2 separate regions of the Homo sapiens genome follow, and region 2 is linked to region 1. A link is an interaction called in ENCODE POLR2A ChIA-PET data of the cell type or tissue named here. Cell type or tissue: GM12878. All regions are shown on one strand. Each heading gives the region's core, and the rest is flanking DNA. Links, peaks and the distances in the headings are about the cores only.

What was found. ChIA-PET counts read pairs that join two places held together with the same protein. Peaks named below come from ENCODE experiments on the same cell type or tissue, not always from the same donor. Only the 100,000 strongest peaks of a DNase experiment are listed, where the experiment ranks them.
Region 2: POLR2A ChIA-PET joins it to region 1 with 5 read pairs; 2 of 35 experiments call an interaction of 5 or more read pairs at or near these places.

Annotation. Positions count from the first base shown.
Region 1 is chr16:10,261,538-10,270,721 of GRCh38, forward strand. No RefSeq gene overlaps it. Among named protein-coding and RNA genes, the nearest start is that of GRIN2A, 84 kb to the left of the region's middle. In GM12878, for the core only: no CTCF peak of the experiment used is centred there; a DNase peak (open chromatin) is centred at 5,454.
Region 2 is chr16:10,192,346-10,201,529 of GRCh38, forward strand. No RefSeq gene overlaps it. Among named protein-coding and RNA genes, the nearest start is that of GRIN2A, 15 kb to the left of the region's middle. In GM12878, for the core only: no CTCF peak of the experiment used is centred there; no DNase peak of the experiment used is centred there.

The sequences.
Region 1 (9,184 bases), core at 641-8,640:
AAAAGTTAAAAGATAAATGGTTACAGAAACAGTTACAGAAAAATAAACAGTTCCAGGTGCAGGGGCTTAAACTATCACAAAGAGATAAATGCAGGGGCTTTGGGTACCATCAACCGAGCGAGTTCCCAGGAGCTGCTGGTACAGCTTGCCTCAGTATCTTATCAGTAAGTGCATTCCTGGATGCCTGGATGTGCTTGGAGTCAGCTTGTACCAGTTATGTCCTTAAGGGAGGAGGATAAGGGGCTGCAAGTGAAGAAACGAAAACGGAGTCTGTCTGGCTCTCTCAGCTAAGTGACAGTCAATCAGGCTAAAACAAGGTAGGGTATCACATTAACGCTACACTCCACAGCGTCAATAATTTGCAGTAATCACCAATGCTACTTTTAAGAAGTTTTAATATGCACTTTGGTTATCCATTTATAACTTTAATACTAAAGTTAATTATCACGAGGCCAGTCATGGTGGCTCATGCCTGTAGTTAATACAAAAATTAGCCAGGCATGGTGGCATGCACCTGTAGTCCTGGCTACTTGAGAGGCTCAGGTAGGAAAATTGCTTGAACCAAAAAGGTGGAAGTTGCTGTGAGCCGAGATCGCACCACTGCACTCCAGCCTGGGCGACAGAGTGAGACTCAGTCTCAAAAATAAATAAATAAAAAGTAAAAACATAAAGTGAATTATCTGGTAGAAGTATAGGAGGTATGGAGGGAGAAAGTATCTACACCCAAGACACATTAGAGTCCTTCCTGAGGCACTTAAGTCCCAGACCCTGGGACACTAAACGACATGAAAGGCAAGAAATAGCTACCATTTTGCAATTCCGTATTATTCCAAATATACCTCTTACTGCCTTTTTTCATGCTCCTTGTATTTGCTGAAGAGGTTTAAAACAAAGAGTAAACTGCAATGCCAGCTCAACTTGCATAATTCTAATGAATCGATTCCAAACAACATTCAAAGCAGTAATATCCTCACCCTCACTTCCTCCAGGCCCACCCCTAAATCAAAAATAAAAAATGGCTTGATCCCTTTACAAACACTAGACTAGGAACTTCACTTATAATATCTCATTTAATCCCTAGCTTAAACTGACAAGCAAATATTAGTTCTCATTTTACAAATGAGGAGACTGAGGTTCATAGTGGTTCAGTGTCTTGCCCAAGGTCACACACCTAGTAAAGGACATGAAGAGGGTTCTGAACCACGTCTGTTTTCAAAATCTCCAGGTTCTGCTGCCTTCTGTATTTCAAGGTGGTTTCACCAGAGAAATCCCCCAAGCCCCAGAAGGAAAAACAAACAAAAAAACAGTTATATTCCAATGTCCTCACAAGAACTGGAGGCCGGAGGCCATGGCTCATTCTTGTAATCCCAGTACTTCGGGAGGCCAAAGCAGGAGGACTGCTTGATCTCAGGAGTTCAAGACCAGCATGGGCAACATGCCGAAACCCTGTCTCTACCAAAAATACAAAAATTACCTTGGTATGGTGGTGCATGCCTGTAGTCCCAGCTATTTGGGAGGCTGAGATGGGAGGACGGCTTGAGCCCAGGAGACAGATGCTGTAGTGAGCTGAGATCGTGCCACTGCATTCCAGCCTGAACAACACAGCAAGACTCTGTCTCAAAAAAAAATTCATTTTAATTTTAAAAAAAGAACTGGAGATAGTATAAATGTTATTAAACTTGAGTGGTGCTAGTTGAGAACTGTGACCAATTAAATAGCTACTTCCTCTGTTCTGAACTGCATCCAGCCTGTTGATGAGATTGGCAGATCAGCGCTTTGAGCCGTAATGTGAAGAATCTCAGGAGAAGAAAAGAGCAGATAATGGCACTTCACTATGGGTGGGGCTCAGTGGAGAGGCCAACACTTGTAAGAATTGTGTTAATAGCAATGTTTCTGGGATCCCTGCAGTCAACCAGAATGTGACATGTAAAAAGAAGTTTATTATTTTTTCCATATTAATACTGATCAAGTGCAGACATAAAACCTCTCTGCAGGTTTCATTTCTTTTGGATACAGGCACATTTTGCCATTTTCAAACACAAAATCTCTGTGACCAATGCTTGCTCATGAAAGGCTAATAATAATGCATTGACTGCTACAAGCTATTTTTTGTTCTGGCTGAAACTTTGTGACACTCCCTAGGTGAAGCTTTTCTTCCAGGGTTTTTACAAGGTCACTGCTGTTTTCTAGGGCACTCGTCCCAAACTGTGGAGGTGAGAGTAGTGCTGGACATGTGTCGATGCCAGAACGTTCATCTCGATATTTGAGTCAGAGTTTAAAATTCTTTTTTTGTTTTTTTCTTTTCTGACACGGAGTCTCGCTCCGTCGCCCAGGCTAGAGTGCAGTGGCGCAATCTCAGCTTACTGCAACCTCTGCCTCCTGGGTTCAAGCAATTCTCCTGCCTCAGCCTCCTGAGTAGCTGGGACTACAGGTGTGCGCCACCACGCCAGGCTAATTTTTGTATTTTTAGAAGACATGGGGTTTCACCATGTTGGTCAGGCTGGTCTCAAGCTCCTGACCTCGTGATCCACCCGCCTCAGCCTCCCAAAGTGTTGGGATTACAGGCGTGAACCACTGTGCCTGGCACAATGAACTGGTTTTGAACAACTTTTTTGTCTCAAACACTGCCCTTGACACTGGAGCTAGACCAGGGAAAAAGGACCAAGTTGGCCTCCATGGAGCTTATATCCTAGTGGGGCAGGAAAAAAGATTTTTAAAAGATAAATTAAATAAACGAATTAACATTTGGAATGGGTAGAATTGTGTCCCCCAAAAAGATATGCTCAAGTCCTAACCCCCAGTGACCTTATTGGAAAATAAAGTCTTTATAGATATAATCAAGGTAAGATGAGGTTATACGGGATTCGGTGGGCCTTAAATTCACTGACTGATGAATCCCTTTATAAAAGGAGGAGGCCGGGTGCGGTGGCTCATGCCTGTAATCTCAGCACTTTGGGAGGCTGAGGTGGGAGGACCACTTGAGCCCAACAGTTCGAGGCCAGCCTGGGCAACATGGTAAAACCCTGTCTCTACAAAAAATTAAAAAATTAGCTGGGTGTGGTGGCATGTACCTGTGGTCCCAGCTACTTGGGAGGCTGAGGTGGGAGGATAGCTTGAGCCTGTGAGGTTGAGGCTGCAGTGAGCCATGATAGCACCCCTGCACTCCAGCCTGGGCAAAAGAACAAGACCCTGTCTGAAAAAATAAATAAATAAATATGAAAAAAAACCATATACATATGTGAGGGTAATTTGGACACAGACAGACATGGGAGGAGAAGCCCATGTGCAGGCGGAGGCCCAGATGGGACTGACCCATCTACAAATGGAGGAACCCCGAGGAGTGCTGGGGCCACCAGAAGCTGGGAGAGGCAAGGAGACATTCTCCCCTAGAGCCTCACGGGAGAGTGCAGTCATTCCTAACTTCGATCTCAGACTTCTGGCCTCCAGAACTGTGACGGAATAAATTTCTGTTGTTTAAACCTCCCAGTGCCTGGTACCGTGTTACGGCAGCTTCAGGAAACAAATATAGCAGCTAATAGGATTCTCAGACAGTGATAAATGGCATGAAGAAAATGAAGCAGGGGTCCGGGCGCGGTGGCTCATGCCTATAATCCCAGCACTTTGGGAAGCTGAGGTGGGCAGATCACTTGAGGTCAGGAGTTGGAGACCAGCTGGGCCAACATGGCAAACCCCATCTCTACTAAAAATACAAAAATTAGCCAGGCATGGTGGCAGGTGCCTCTAATTCCAGCTACTTGGGAGACTGAGGCAGGAGAATCACTTGAACCCAGGAGGCGGAGGTTGCAGTGAGCCAAGATTGCACCATTGCACTCCAGCCTGGACAATAAGAGGCCTCTTGTTCAAAAATTATTAAGAATTTCAACATGGGCCAGGTGCAGTGGCTCACACCTGTAATCCCAGCACTTTGGGAGGCTGAAGCGAGCGGGTCACTTGGGCTCAGGAGTTCAAGACCAGCCTGGCCAACATGGTGAAACCCCATCTCTACCAAAAATACAAAATTTAGCCAGGCGTGGTGACGCGTACCTGCAATTCCATCTACTCACGATGCTGAGGCACAGGAATTGCTTGAACCCAGGAGGTGGAGGTTGCAGTGAGCCAAGGTTGCACCACTGCACTCCAGCCTGTGTGACAGCAAGACCCTGTCTCAAAACAAACAAACAAACAAACAAAAAAGAATTTCAAGATGGTCCGGGTGCAGTGGCCCATGCCTGTAATCCCAGCACTTTGGAAGGTGGAGACGGGAGGATCGCTTGAGCCCAGGAATCCAAGACCAGCCTGAGCAACACAGCCACAGCAACATCTCGTTTCTATTTAATACAGAAAGAAAAAGAATCTCAAGATCGTGAACTCAGAACACTAAACCAAGTGAGGGGCCTTTTTGAGCATGGGCCCTGTGTAGCTGATAGAGACCCTACCTTATCTTTCTGCATTAAACTGTTCAGCACTTTCGTGTTTGCCTGGGTAAGAGATCTTTCACTTTTCACCTGGAACACGGAGCCCTGTTCTTTGGTGTCTGTGTCCCCGATGGTGCCCTCACACTTTGCACTTGAATAAACTCTTTCAACTAGATCCTGAGCCTTTGATCATTTTAGGTTGACAAAAACCTAACACAGCCTGACCTCTATGGTTTGAAGAGCTCAGAGTATGTGTGAGTGGATAAAAAAACTCTTTATTTTGTTTGAGACAGTGTCTCATTTCATCACCCAGGCTGAAGTGCAGTGGCGCAATCTCAGCTCACTGCAACCTCTCTCTCCCGGGTTAAAGCAATTCTTGTGCCTTAGCCTACTAACTAGCTGGGATTACAGGTGTGCACCACCACACCCAGCTAATTTTTTTGGTGTGATCATGGTTCACTGCAGCCTTGAACTCCTGGGCACAAGTGATCTTCCTGCCTTAGCCTCCCAAGTAGCTGAGACTACATGTGCATGCTGCCACACGTAGCTAATTTTTTAATTATTTGCAGAGATGGGGTCTCACTCTGCTGCCCAGGGTGGTCTTGAACTCCTGATCTCAAGTGATTCTCCTACCTCGGCCTCTCAAACTTCTGGGGTTACAGGAATAAACCACAATGCCCAGCCTTGCTTGTAATTTTTAATCATTGGTTAGGTTTAGTGTTAGATTAGATGCATGATTCACAAATCTAATTTGACATGTCAATTCTTTGTGTCAACACAGTTTTCTTTAAAAAATTTTCCCCCAAATGAGAACTACTTGAAATTTTGAAAGTAAAAGAAATCTTTCTGAAATTAATTGAATATTTGAAAGTAAAATAAAATAGGTATTCATCCTTAAAATTCTGATTCATATTGTCAAACTATCCTCCCTTCAGAGACATTTTCACTTTCAATCATACACACAGAGCATGAGTGTGCCGCCTTCACACCTACCAGACACCAAGCTAGGCTCTGTATCATCCTTACCACCACGATCAGTGGAAAATAAAAGCACTCATTTCTGTAGCAATGGTAATTACGTAGTCTGGGGTAGAGCAATCAGTCAAGTCCCCCCAAACTAGGACGCCGTTTGCTAGGAGGGGGTTGGAAGAATGCATCAACTGTCTATCAGCCATTTCTCTACCTCTGCCTTCCCAATGATTTATCTGTAGGCACCTGCTGATCACCCATCTCATCATGCCTGGCAACAACTTTGGAGAAACCAGACTGTCAACAAGAGTGGAAGCTTCAGCCTGGGCAACAGGCTGAAGACCCCATGTCTATAAAAATAAAAAAAATTATCCCAGCTCAGTGGTGCATGTCTGTGGTCCCAGCTACTTGGGAGGCTGAGGTGGGAAGATGGCTTGGGCCCAGGAGTTCAAGGCTGCAGTGGGCTGTGATTGTGCCACTGCACTCCAGCCTGGACAACAAGACCCTGTCTCAGAAAAAAAAAAAAGAAGGCTGGGCACAGTGGCTGATGTCTGTAATCCCAGCACTTTGGGAAGCTGAGGAGGATGGATCATTTGAGGTCAGGAGTCCCAGACCAGCCTGGCCAATATGGTAAACTCTGTCTCTACGACAAATACAAAACATAGGCCGGGCGCAGTGGCTCGGGCCTGTAATCCCAGCACTTTGGGACACCAAGGCGAGTGGATCGCTTGAGGCCAGGAGTTCGAGACCAGCCTGGGCAACATGGTAAAACCTCGTCTGTACTAAAAATACAAAAATTAGCTGGGTGTCATGGGGCGTGCCTGTAATTCCAGCTGCTCAAGAGTCTGAGGCATGAGAATTGCTTGAACCCGGGAGGCAGAGGTTGCACTGAGCGGAGATTGTGCCAGTGCACTCCAGCCTGGGCAACAGAGCAAGACTCCGTCTAAAAAAAAAAAAAAAAAAAAAAAAAAGAGCCAGGTGTGGTGGCGCATGCCTGTAGTCCCAGCTACTTGGGAGGCTGAGGCATGAGAATCCCTTGAATCCAGGAGGCAGAGGTTACAGTGGGCAAGGATCACACCACTGCACTCCAACCTGGGTGACAGAGTGAGACCCTGTCTCAAAAAAAAGGAAGAAAGACTTTAGGGCCAAGTGGAAGAGTTCTGTGTGCTATAGATGCAAGAACACCAGAGTAGGGGTCAGGAGCCCTGGCATTTGCTCTCTCAGGCATGCCAATTTCCTTTTCTGGGATATACAATACCCAGGACTGTAGGTCAGAAATGAAGGCATTTCTGTCTAGGCACAGTAGCTCATGCCTATAATCCCAGCACTTTGGGAGACTGAGGGGGAGGATCGCTTGAGGCCGGGAGTTTGAGACCAGCCTGGGCCACACAGCGAGAACTCGTAGCAATATTTTTAAAAAAGAAAGAAAGAAGGCCAGGTATGGTGGCTCATGCTTGTAATCCCAGCACTTTGTGAGGCCAACACGGGTGGATCACTTGAGGTCAGGAGTTTGAAAGCCTTTCAGAGATAACAGCCAGCTCTCCTATTTATTTATTTATTTATTTATTTTAAGACAGAGTCTCGGCCGGGCACGGTGGCTCACGCCTGTAATCCCAGCACTTTGGGAGGCCGAGGTGGGTGGATCATGTGAGGTCAGGAGTTCGACATCAACCTGGCAAATGTGCTAAAACCCCATTTCTACTACAAATACAAAAAATAAGCTAGGCATGGTGGTGCACCCCTGTAATCCCAGCTACTCGGGAGGCTGAGGCAGGAGAATTGCCTGAACTAGGGAGGCAGAGGTTGCAGTGAGCCAAGATCGCGCCACTGCACTCCAGTTTGGGCAACGAGAGCAAAACTCCGTCTCATAAAAAAAAAACAAGAGTCTGGGTGACAAATCACCCAGAGCTAGGAGGATTAAGCTAATGTGGGATGAAGGACCATTTGGACACTCTAATGGCGCTTCTTCTCAAAAAAAAAAAAAATTAAATAATTGCATATGCATATACGTGCACATGCCCACGTATAAATATAATTCAGCCTATAAATTCTGGTAGATTCACTGACACCTGAAGCCCACCCTCAGATCCCCAATTTAAACATTTTTCACTAATAGAAAACATACTGTCATTGCACTAAGCCATTTTGTTTTGAATCCTTACACCAACCCTTCAAGTAGAAATTAATAGTTTCATTTTATAGAGTAAGAAAGCAACACGCCAACACACAGAGTTAACAAAACATGCTCAGATCACATTGCAAGCCAGCATCACACTAGTTAGGTTCTTTGAGTGCAAGTAACAGAAATTTGTTCCAGCAAACATGTGAAGAAAAGGGATGAATGGCAAGGATATCAGGTAACTTGAAGAATCAAAAAAAAATGGCTGTGGCTAGGCACAGTGGCTCATGCCTGTAATCCCAGCACCCTGGGAGGTCAAGGCGGGAGGATCACTTGAGCCCAGAGTTCAAGCCCAATCTTGGCAACATAGTGAGACATTGTCTCTACTAAAAATTAAAAAAGTTAGCCGGGCATGGTGGCACATACCTGTAGTCCCAGCTACCCAGCACAGAGGCGGGAGGTAGGGGCTGAGGTAGGAGGATGGCTTGAGCCTTGGAGGTTGAGGTTGCAGTGAGCTGTGATCACACCACTGCACTCCAGCCTAGGTAACAGCGCAAGATCCTGTCTCAAAAAAAAAAAAAAAAAAAAAAAAAGGCTGTGAAGTTGGGCTCGAAACAGTAGAAATCAGAGCAGCTCTACAGCCCTATTTTTATTTCAAACTTTATATTACCATCCTCAGAATGTATTGCCCTGAGCTGTTGACAAAGATTCTCTCCTTGACCAAACTTTACTCAGGCTCCTCTGAACCCTCTTCCTAACTTGGCCTTGACCTTTGGACTTCCTTGTTTGTCTTTGCATCTCCCAGTTTTAGCAAATTTTCTGTCATGTTGATTTAGCCAGAATCCCCACATGCTATAGCTGACAATCCTCAAATACTTAATCAAAGTCTTCTTCCCCACAACCCCCAGGTGATGTCTGACCACCCTAGCTTGGCTTTAGCAAGAATCCTGTTAGGTCATTTTTAGCAAGAATTCCTCTATCCTCTAATTAATAGTACTTTTCCATCCACTAATCCTTCCCACCACAACCCTGCCCTTTGGCTATAAACCCCCATTTTTCCTTGTTGTATTTGAAAGTGATCCCAATCTCGTTCTCCTACTGCAAAACCCCATTGCAGTGGTTTCTTGGACAAAGACTTTTGCACTGTTCTTTAACAAGGGTCAGAATATCTTCTCCTGGGGAATTGCTTTAACCTGGGTGGCGGAGGTTCAAGTGAGCCAAGATTGCGCCACTGCACTCCAGCCTGGGCATCAGAGTGAAACTCCGTCTCAAAAAAAAAAAAAAAGAAAAAATATTTTCTCTTGGGGTGAGTCATATGTCCACACATGGCCAAGGAAACTGCCAAAAAGGCTGTGTACTATGGGTATGATCCCTAGAGGGAAAGTGGGATGCAATGACTGAAAACAAAGTAGGGAGGTGAGAAACACCAACACATCTACAGTAAAAATGGCATCCGTAGAATGATGGTTTGGGAGTGAATCCAACCAGGATATCCCTACCCTCCTTTCCACGCTCTGATTTGAAGAGAAGTTGGGCTTACTGGTAATTAATCAACTTATTTAATCAATACTTGTCTCTACTATGAATTTGTAATTTAGTTTTCCTAATGATGTGTCAGCAATTTTGAGTCATGTCTGACCTATGAGTGCTCAGAAAGTACACTGAAAGTCAAATGGATGGT
Region 2 (9,184 bases), core at 611-8,610, 69 kb before region 1:
GCTCGTGTGTGTCTGGGTGTGCCCCCAGGTGTCAGGGCACAGTTCAACCAACAACTGCAATGGGAAGCAAAGAAGAATGAGCCCCCACAGCCATGGCAGGGCCTTGGGCTGAGCCCCCAGAGTTACACTCTGCCTGACTTGATCCACCTCTACAAGTTGAAAGAGATCCAGCTGTCTGCAAGGGGCTGACGGCCCCCCATGACAGCAAAACACACCCAACTTTCTGTGTACCAAATCGTTTCTTAGATGCCTGTCCTACTTGAGCTCATCTAATCCTCAGAGCAAACCCACAAGGTTGGAGTTGGTATCCCCTTGTTATGGTGGAGGACACAGAAGCCCAGAGTGGTAAAGTGCTCCCTAAGTATTTACCCAAGGTTGAACTGGTACTAAGTGGTAGAGTTGGGATTTGAGCTTAAGCTTCTGGAGTTCAACCCACTGAGCCTCATAATGTCACAGCTATCAGGCTGTGAGGAAGCTACTGCCTCCTTGCAAGATGGTCACATTGGTTTTTGGCAGGTGGATGGGGCTCCATTGAATGGGGAGGGGATAGGAAGCGTCTCTCTTCTCTGGCTCCCAGAACTGCATTCCCACCACCACCAATGGAGGCCAGCAGCCAGGGGTTTAACCACCGGGGTGGATCTCAGCACTGTCTCAGAAGACAAGATATTAGAAGGACAATAAAACCCAACACCAACCTTCTGGCACAGAAGGTGTTATAAACCTCATTTTCAAGATGAGGCAATAAGACAGATTTAATTTTTTAAAATGGCTTCTGTTATCACATAGCAAGGGACAGAGTGATATGGTAGAGGTAGGGGTTTTGGAACCAAATTACAATCAGTTCAAATCCTAGTTCCTCCCATTCCTTGGGCAACTCATTCAATCTTTTTGAACCTCAGTTTCCTTCTCTGTGAAATGGGGTTAGTGACACCTGCAAATTCTAAGTAATAATGGGCTTCGCACTGAGAGAGCTGTAAACAAACAGTAGCTATGATAATCATAATAAAAGAGCACTTTAAATTTACAAAGACTTTAGCAGTCATAATAATGTCATTTGAGTATGATACTATTCATTGAATACTCACTCTGCAACAGGTACTAGGCTAAGCATATTCTGGGTTTCGTAGTATTTAGTCCTGAGAATGACCCTCTGAGCTGTGTATAATTATTACAGCTAAGGAGAATGAACCCTGAAATAGTAAGTTACTTTCCCAAAGTCTCACAGGAATCCAGCTGCCTAGCCAGGACAAAAGCCTGTTTTCTGGCTTCCAGTCAGCTACACCTACATGCTATGTTAGCACTGTCTTATGGAGGTTGCATGTCAATCCTCACTTAGGGAATCTCAAAATTTAGTGGTCAACAGAAATTATATGGAAGAGATTGAAATGCAGATTCCTTGCCCCTGCCTCCATAAATTCTGATCCTGCAGCTCTGCAGTGGGGTCATGGGAATTTGCTATGTGGCAGATTGTATTTTCCAAAGCTGGCCACAATAATACTTCCCATCCCACATGCTCTTCCTGAATCTTGTCACTTCTCCATCAAGAGGATGAATTTATGAACCCTTGAAACTTGGTGGGCCTTTTTTACTCCCTCAACCAATATAGTACAGCAGAGATGTATATTAGAAAAGTGCGACATAATTGTACCTTGTTCTCTTGGAACCCAGCCACCATGCTGTGAGGAAGCCCAAGCATCCTATGGAGAGCCTTACATAGAGAAGAACCAAGGCCCGCAGCCCTCAGCCCCGGCAGTATTCCCAACCAACAAGTACACCAACCTGCCAGCCCTGTGAGTGAGTCATTTCAGAAGAGAATCCTCCAGTCCCCAGTTGAGCTGACCCAGCAAAGGCAGTCCTGGTGAACTCTGCCCAAGTTGAAGATTCACTGGGAGACTAGTTGCTGTTGTCTTAAGCCACTACAATTTGGAGCAATGTGTTACACAGCAATAAATAACCAATACCCTGCATTTTTAACAAGCCTCGCCAGGTGGTTCTATCACAGGTGATCAGAAGTCTACAGTTTGGAGTAGACTGCCCTTTGCCAGATCTTTGTGGGTGTGGAATGAACATTACTTAACTATTTCTGCCCCTCACATTGCAGAGTTTCTGTTTATAAGCACCAAAGCCGAGTGTGCAGAGAGACTTCAAAAGTCCCCTTCCCTGGCCGAGAGCAGTGGCTCATGCCTATAATCCCAACAGCTTGGGAGGCCAAAGCAGGAGGATTGCTTAAGCTCAGGAGTTCAAAATCAGCCTGGTAAACAGTGAGACCCCTCGCCCTCACCAACTCTACAAAAAATAAGATTAAAAAATTAGCCAGATGTGGTGGTGCATGCCTGTGGTCCCAGCTACTCAGGAGGCTAAGCGGCGGAACAGGGGAATCACATGAGCTCAGGAGTTAGGGGCTGCAATGAGCCGTGATTGCACCACCGCACTCCAGCCTGGGTGACGAGTGAAACCTTATCTCTAAAAAACAAAACAAAACAAAAAAGAGTCCCATCCATCAGAGGAATGGGACTCTTATTACCTTGATTGTGGTGATGGCATCATAGGTATGTACATAAATCTGAACTCATCAAATTGTATACATTAGACATGTGTAGTTATTTTTGTATGCAATTATACCTCAGTAAAGCTAATTTTTTGAAAAAGAATTCCTTCCTCCCCCATTGTGTTGATAAGTGAAACCCAATCAACTCTGAGCATCTTTGGCACCCATGCATGTTTGCACCAACCCCTTTTCCAAGAATACTTGAAGGCTTCTCCACTCCCGCATAAGCAAATCCAATTTCCCATCCATATTTGCAGAGGTGTTTGCTACTTAAGCAAGGTGCAGCCTTGCAAATTCTTGGGTAAATAACACAAGTCTGAGAACGATATTCCCATGCCAGTAGCCAAGAAGTGCAGGAAATGACAGATCTCTTAGGACTTCTCCGTCTCACTCAAAGACTCAGCAAGGTCCCAGCTTGAAAGAGTGCATGGGCACTGTCACTCGTGCTAGAGCAGAAAGCCAAAGATGGTGCAGAGTATCATAATTAAACAGGAGGACTCAAGAGTCAGGCCACTTGAATTTGAATCCTGAGTCTATGACTTACTAGCTGCGTGACTTTAGGCAAGTTGCTTCACCTTTCTGAACTTCAGTTTTCCACTGTGCAAAATGAGAACAGTAAGAGCTTCTTTACTGGGTTACTATTAAGGTAATGCAACTGTCTTATACAGGAAGAAACTTAATGTGTACTCAATAAATAGTAAAAGTTATTGTTTTTTTAATGCAGTGTGATTATATGCTGCCCAGATATAAAAAGAGGCAAATCATAGAGGTGAAAAAGACCCTGGGATGGAAGTCAGGAGATCTGATTTCTTGTTTTGGTTTTGCCACCAATTCACTTACTTGGTGTATTAGTCTGTTTTCAAACTGCTGATAAAGACATACCCAAGACTGGGCAATTTACAAAAGAAAGAGGTTTAAGGGACTCACAGTTCCACGTGGCTGGGGAGGCCTCACAATCGTAGTGGAAGGTGAAAGGCACGTCTCACATGGCAGCAGACAAGAGAAGAGAACTTGTGCAGGGCAACTCCCCTTTATAAAACCATCAGAGCTTGTGAGACTTATTACTGTCACAAGAATAGCACAGGAAAGACCTGCCCCATGATTCAGTTACCTACCACTGGGTCCCTCCCACAAGTGTGGGAGCTACAATTCAAGATGAGATTTGGGTAGGGACAGAGCCAAACCATATCATTTGGATACCTGAGACAAGGTAGTTGATGATGTTGAACTTTAGTTGTAAACTGAGGTGGAAGGATTAGGAGGTGCTCTCTAAGCTGCCTAAGTCACTAACTTGCTGGGTCTCTTTATTTTTATTTATTTTATTTTAAGACAAGGTATCACTCTGTCACCCAGGCTGGAGTGCAGTGGCACAATCATGGCTCACTGCAGCCTCAAACTCCTGGGCTCAAGCTAGGACTACAGCCGCATGCCACCGTACCCAGCTAATTTCACTCCAGCTCTTCCCTTCTTTGGACTGCTAAGAGTGTCCTATTGCCTAATACAAGACACTCTTCTAGACATAAATGGTAGAAAAAAAATCCCAAAGAGGTTTAAGCCAAAAATAAGAAATAGTTGGCTCAGAGAAGCCAAACCTGTGGTTGAATGGTCAAATCCCACGGATGCAGCTAGACTCCAAGAACAGCTGGAGTCTGGGTCTCACTTCTCTCTCCCCCTCTTTTGCTTTCAGTTGCTTGCTGCATTCACCCTCCCTCACAAACTGTCTTACTCCACACTCAGGGAACATTCATACTAATGCTTCCTATTTCACAGTTTAGACCTAAACCCACGGGAAAGAATGACTGACTGCCCTCCCTTCCCAAGTCCAAAAATCCCAAGGTGGGGATTCATTGGCCTAGTGTAGACCAGTTGCCAACTCCATGACCAATCAGCCATGGCTTTGCGATGGGGCCATGTTAGACCACAGCAGCTCTCATGGGAACCATGTATTACCTACCTAGCCAGTCTGCACATCTGAATTTGCAACTTCTGCAGTATACCCTAAAGGGAAGCTTTTCTATTTCTCTCATTATTTTGCAAAGCACTTCCATTCTTATCTTCATATAATCCTTATAACAACCTTACAATGGAAACAGCTGTCAGCCTTAAATCCAACATGATTTAGAGGGTCCTTTGGCTCAGGGAAGCTGGGTGCCCTGGCCAAAGTCACAGCCTGTCCATAGCAGAGGCAAATCCAGCTAAGAACCTGGGTGTTTTAACTTCTCTTCCAGTGTTTTCTCTATCTTTTTTTTTTTTTTAAAGAGACAAGATCATCTTGCTCTGTCGCACAGGCTAGAGGGCAGTGACGCAATCAATCATAAGTCACTGCAGCCTCAAACTCCTGGCTTTAAGTGATCCTCCCACTCAGCCTCCCAAGTAGCTGCAACTATAGGCACACACCACCATGCCCAGCTGATTTATTTATTTGTTTGTTTGTTTATTTAGGTAAAGATGAGGTCTTGCAATGTTGCCCAGGCTGTTCTCAAACTCCTGGGCTCAAGCCATCCTCCCGCCTCAACCTCCCAAAGTGCTGGAATTACAGGCATGCACCACCACACTTAACCTCTTCCAGTGGTCTTTCCCAAAACACACTGCATATTTGTTTTTTCCAGAATGCTCATCAATGAAGACCCAAGAATATAATCACTGGTAGGGCCCATGTGTCTCCCACCCTGGTAGCTATGCAGGCACCTCCCTTGAGGCGGCTTTCTGGCTCTGATGTCTATTTGCCTATAAATAGCAGACCCAGGGACTCTCAAGCCCAGAGAGGGAAAAGCACAGGCTTCTTAGGGACCTTTCCAACCTGCGGAGAATGGAAGAAAAGGAAACAGGAGGAAACCCTGGAGAGGGCCCAGAACAGCTCCATGGTCCGGCAGAACAGATGCCATCACTGGTGCCACCACTTCATCACCTCCTCCAGGACACTCCCTGGACCCCACAGAGAATCTGGTCTTCGCTCTTCACTAAGTATCCCCAAAGGAAGGCAGGGTTGACCTCCCTGTCTTCCTTCCTTTGCAGCTTCTCTTTCTACTCTTTCAATATGGCACGGTGGTTAGGTGTGCTGGCTTGAGAGCTGGTCTGCCTGGCTATATGGCCTTGGCAAGTTTTCACCCGTGTATTTCATTTCCATCATTGATAAAAAGAGTCCCTATGTCATGGATTTATTGAAATGGTTAAATAAGATCGTGAAAATAAAGCACTTAGAACAGCACCTGGCTTGTGGAAGTTGTAGTTACAATTATCGTCTATATGGCCAGGAGAGTGGCTAGGAATGATAGGGGCAAATTTGTATTGCTTGTTTTCATATTATACGAGCAATGCAACCACAAAGAAAAGGCAAAAGGCAGAAGCGGGGACATCTATGGAATAATTGGCATGGTCAGTTCAACAAGTCCATGTGATGGACAGAAGAGCAGAGGTATATTGTTCTAGATTTAAAGAGAGTTAGAAGACACAATAGCTAAATGCAGTGCGTGGTCCTTGGTTGGATCCCGGTTCAAACAAGCCCTTTGTAAAAACAGGGCCAGGTGCAGGGGCTCACGCCTGGCATCCCAGCACTTTAGGAAGCCAAGGTGGGAAGATTGCTTGAGCTCAGGAGTTTGAGACCAGCCTGGACAACATAGCAAAACCCCATATCTACAGAAACTACAAAAAATAGCCAGGCATGGCGGCACGTGCCTGTAGTCCCAGCTACTCAGGAGGCTGAGCTGGGAGGATCACTTGAACCAGGGAGGCAGAGGTTGCAATGAGCCGAGATCACACCACTGCACTCTAGCCTGGGCAACAGAGCCAGACCCTGTCTCAAAGCACACAGACAAACACACAAACACAACCATTTTGAAGGACGATTGGGGAAATCTGAATATGAACAATGTATTAGATAACATTTAAGACATTATTCTTAATTTTGTCAGATGTAATCATAATACTGTGGTTAGGTAGGAAAATATTTTTTTAGAGACAAATACTGAAATTTAAGGATAAAATATCCTGATGTTAGTAACTTTAAAATATTTCACCCAAAAGAAAAGAAAAAAAGATGACACAAATATTGCAAAATGTTAACAATCATTAAATCTAAGTGATAGGTTTGTGGGTGTTCATAATACTAGTCTCTCCACTTTTGTGTACGTGGAAAAATGTTTATAGTAAACAAACATGTTTATTGTAAAAATTTAAAGTTGCAGAAAACATTCCAAAGAAAACACAGTAACTCTACCACCTAGGAGAAAATTATCAATAATGTTTTGATGTATCTCCTTCCAAGTTTTAATTGTCTTAACTTTACTGCAATCAGAAGGCACATAAAATTCTGCAATTTACGCCAGGTGCCATGGCTCATGCCTGTAATCCCAGCACTTTTGCGAGGCTGATGGGGGCAGATCATTTGAGGTCAGGGGTTCGAGACCAGTCTCACCAACATGGTGAAACCCTGTCTCTACTAAAAATACAAAAATTAGCTGGGCTTGGTGGCAGGCACCTGTAATCCCAGCTACGCGAGAGGCTGAGGCAGGAGAATTGCTTGAACCTGGGAGGTGGAGGTTGCGGATGGCGCCACTGCACTCCAGCCTGGGTGACAGTGAAACTCTGTCTCAAAAAAAAAATTCTGCAATTTACTTTTTCTTAACTTATACACATTTTTCCTTGTTATTAAAAAAATGCAATCATTTTTAATGGCTGCAGAATATTCCTTTGAGGAGATAAAATGGAGCAGTCATAAGTTCCTCTACCACAGAATTGCAATTATAATTAAAATGATGATGATGAAGAGGATGATAGCCAATATTCACTGAGCACTTATTACATGCCTGAGCTCTAACATGCATTATCTATTTTCATCTTCACAACATGTGAGATAGCTATGATTTTTTTTTTTGAGACAGGATCTCACTCTGTTGCCCAGGCTGGAGTGCAGTCGTGCAATCATGGCTCACTGCAGCCTCAACCTCGAGCCCAAGTGATCCTCCTGCCTCACCCTCCCACGTAACTGGGACCACAGGCACACACCACCATGCCTGGCTAATACCTACTATTATTATCAGAAGAAGAAAATGAGACTCAGAGAAGTTAAGTGACATATCTAGGGTCACACAGCTAGGGAGTAGCAGAGCCCAGGCCCCACTCAGGCTATGAGGTACAAATGTAAGCCCATGCCTTTACTTTCATTTATTTGTTCATTCACCAAACATTGACAGGGCGCCTGCCCTAAGTCAGATGCTGGACTGGGTTGTGACTCACCCCAGAAGTTCACACTGCTGCAGGACACTAATGATTTTAAATTGTCAGACTAGGCCAGGCGCAGTGGCTCATGCCTGTAATCCCAGCACTTTGGGAGGCCGAGGCAGGCGAATCACTTGAGGTCAGGAGTTCAAGAGCAGCCTGGCCAACATAGCAAAACCCTGTCTCTACTAAAAATACAAAAATTAGCCGGGCGTACTGGTGGGTGCCTGTAATCCCAGCTACTCAGGAGGCTGAGGTTGCAGTAAGCCAAGATTGCGCCACTGCACTCTAGCCTGGGCGACAGAGTGAGACTCCATCTCAAAAAAAAAAAGATTGTCAGACTAGAGACCACAAGAGCCGTGATTCCTAGGGCCCTGGTCTACAGTGCCTGCATTTCTTCTCCACAGCAGATGAGAAAGCCACATCTCAGCCTTCTAGTAATAACTCATCCTGCCCAGGAAAAAAGCATCCCTGGCAGCCAGAGAAGGGGTGGGGGGTAGTGATAATTTATTATTGATAATTAATGACACCAAAAACCTTTTAATATTCATATTATTTATTCTTAGCCCTGTCTGGCTGCACTGGCACAAACAGTTTGTTGTTAATGAGACTAGGAGCATTTTTAAATCAACTTAATTGACATTTTTATGGTGTTCAGTGGGTCCGAACGCAAGATTTTCAGCTAGGAAGCTGGATAAAAGTGATAGGAGGAGGGAGGAGCTCTACAGAGCCCCTGGGAAAGGAGAAGGTCACTGAGGAGCAGCCAGAGGAGGGAGAAGCCTGATGGAAACAACTGGATCTGGGAATTTTGTGCTGTGGCTGTTTCCAGGTCCACCACTTCATTTTCATCATAGCTGCACTGCCCTGCAGGTTCCACCTAAGCTGTGCAGTCTTGGACCTGGGACTTGACTGCTCAGTGCCTCAGCTTGCCCATCTGTAAAATGGGCTTCATAATAGCCCCTTCCTCACAGGCTTGTTATGAAGATAACATGACATGGATTCATTTATGTAAAAAACTTAGAACAGTACCTGATGTTTTGCTACTCTTAGCACCATTGTTACTGTTTCTCCTAAAATGAATTTTATGAGGTCTCCACGGTTGATTTTAAAGCCGTTTGCCAAATATTCTGGAATACCTCCTTGCAAGAAGATTTTAGATCTCCACCTTGTTGAACTCAACAAGGGCCATGTGATTTGTTTTGGGTCACTACTCGGCAGGTGGAACTAACACGTGTCACTTGCCAGCAGATTTAAGAGCCAACACATTTTTCACTATGTCTTTTCTCCTCTCGTCTGCCATGAGATTGGCAATGTTCCACTTAGAGGTTCTCCCATCTGCCAGGTCCCAGAGTGAAGAAGGCATGGAGCAGAGGCACTGCCAACCCACCACGGATGTGCAACATGAGGAAGAAATAGACA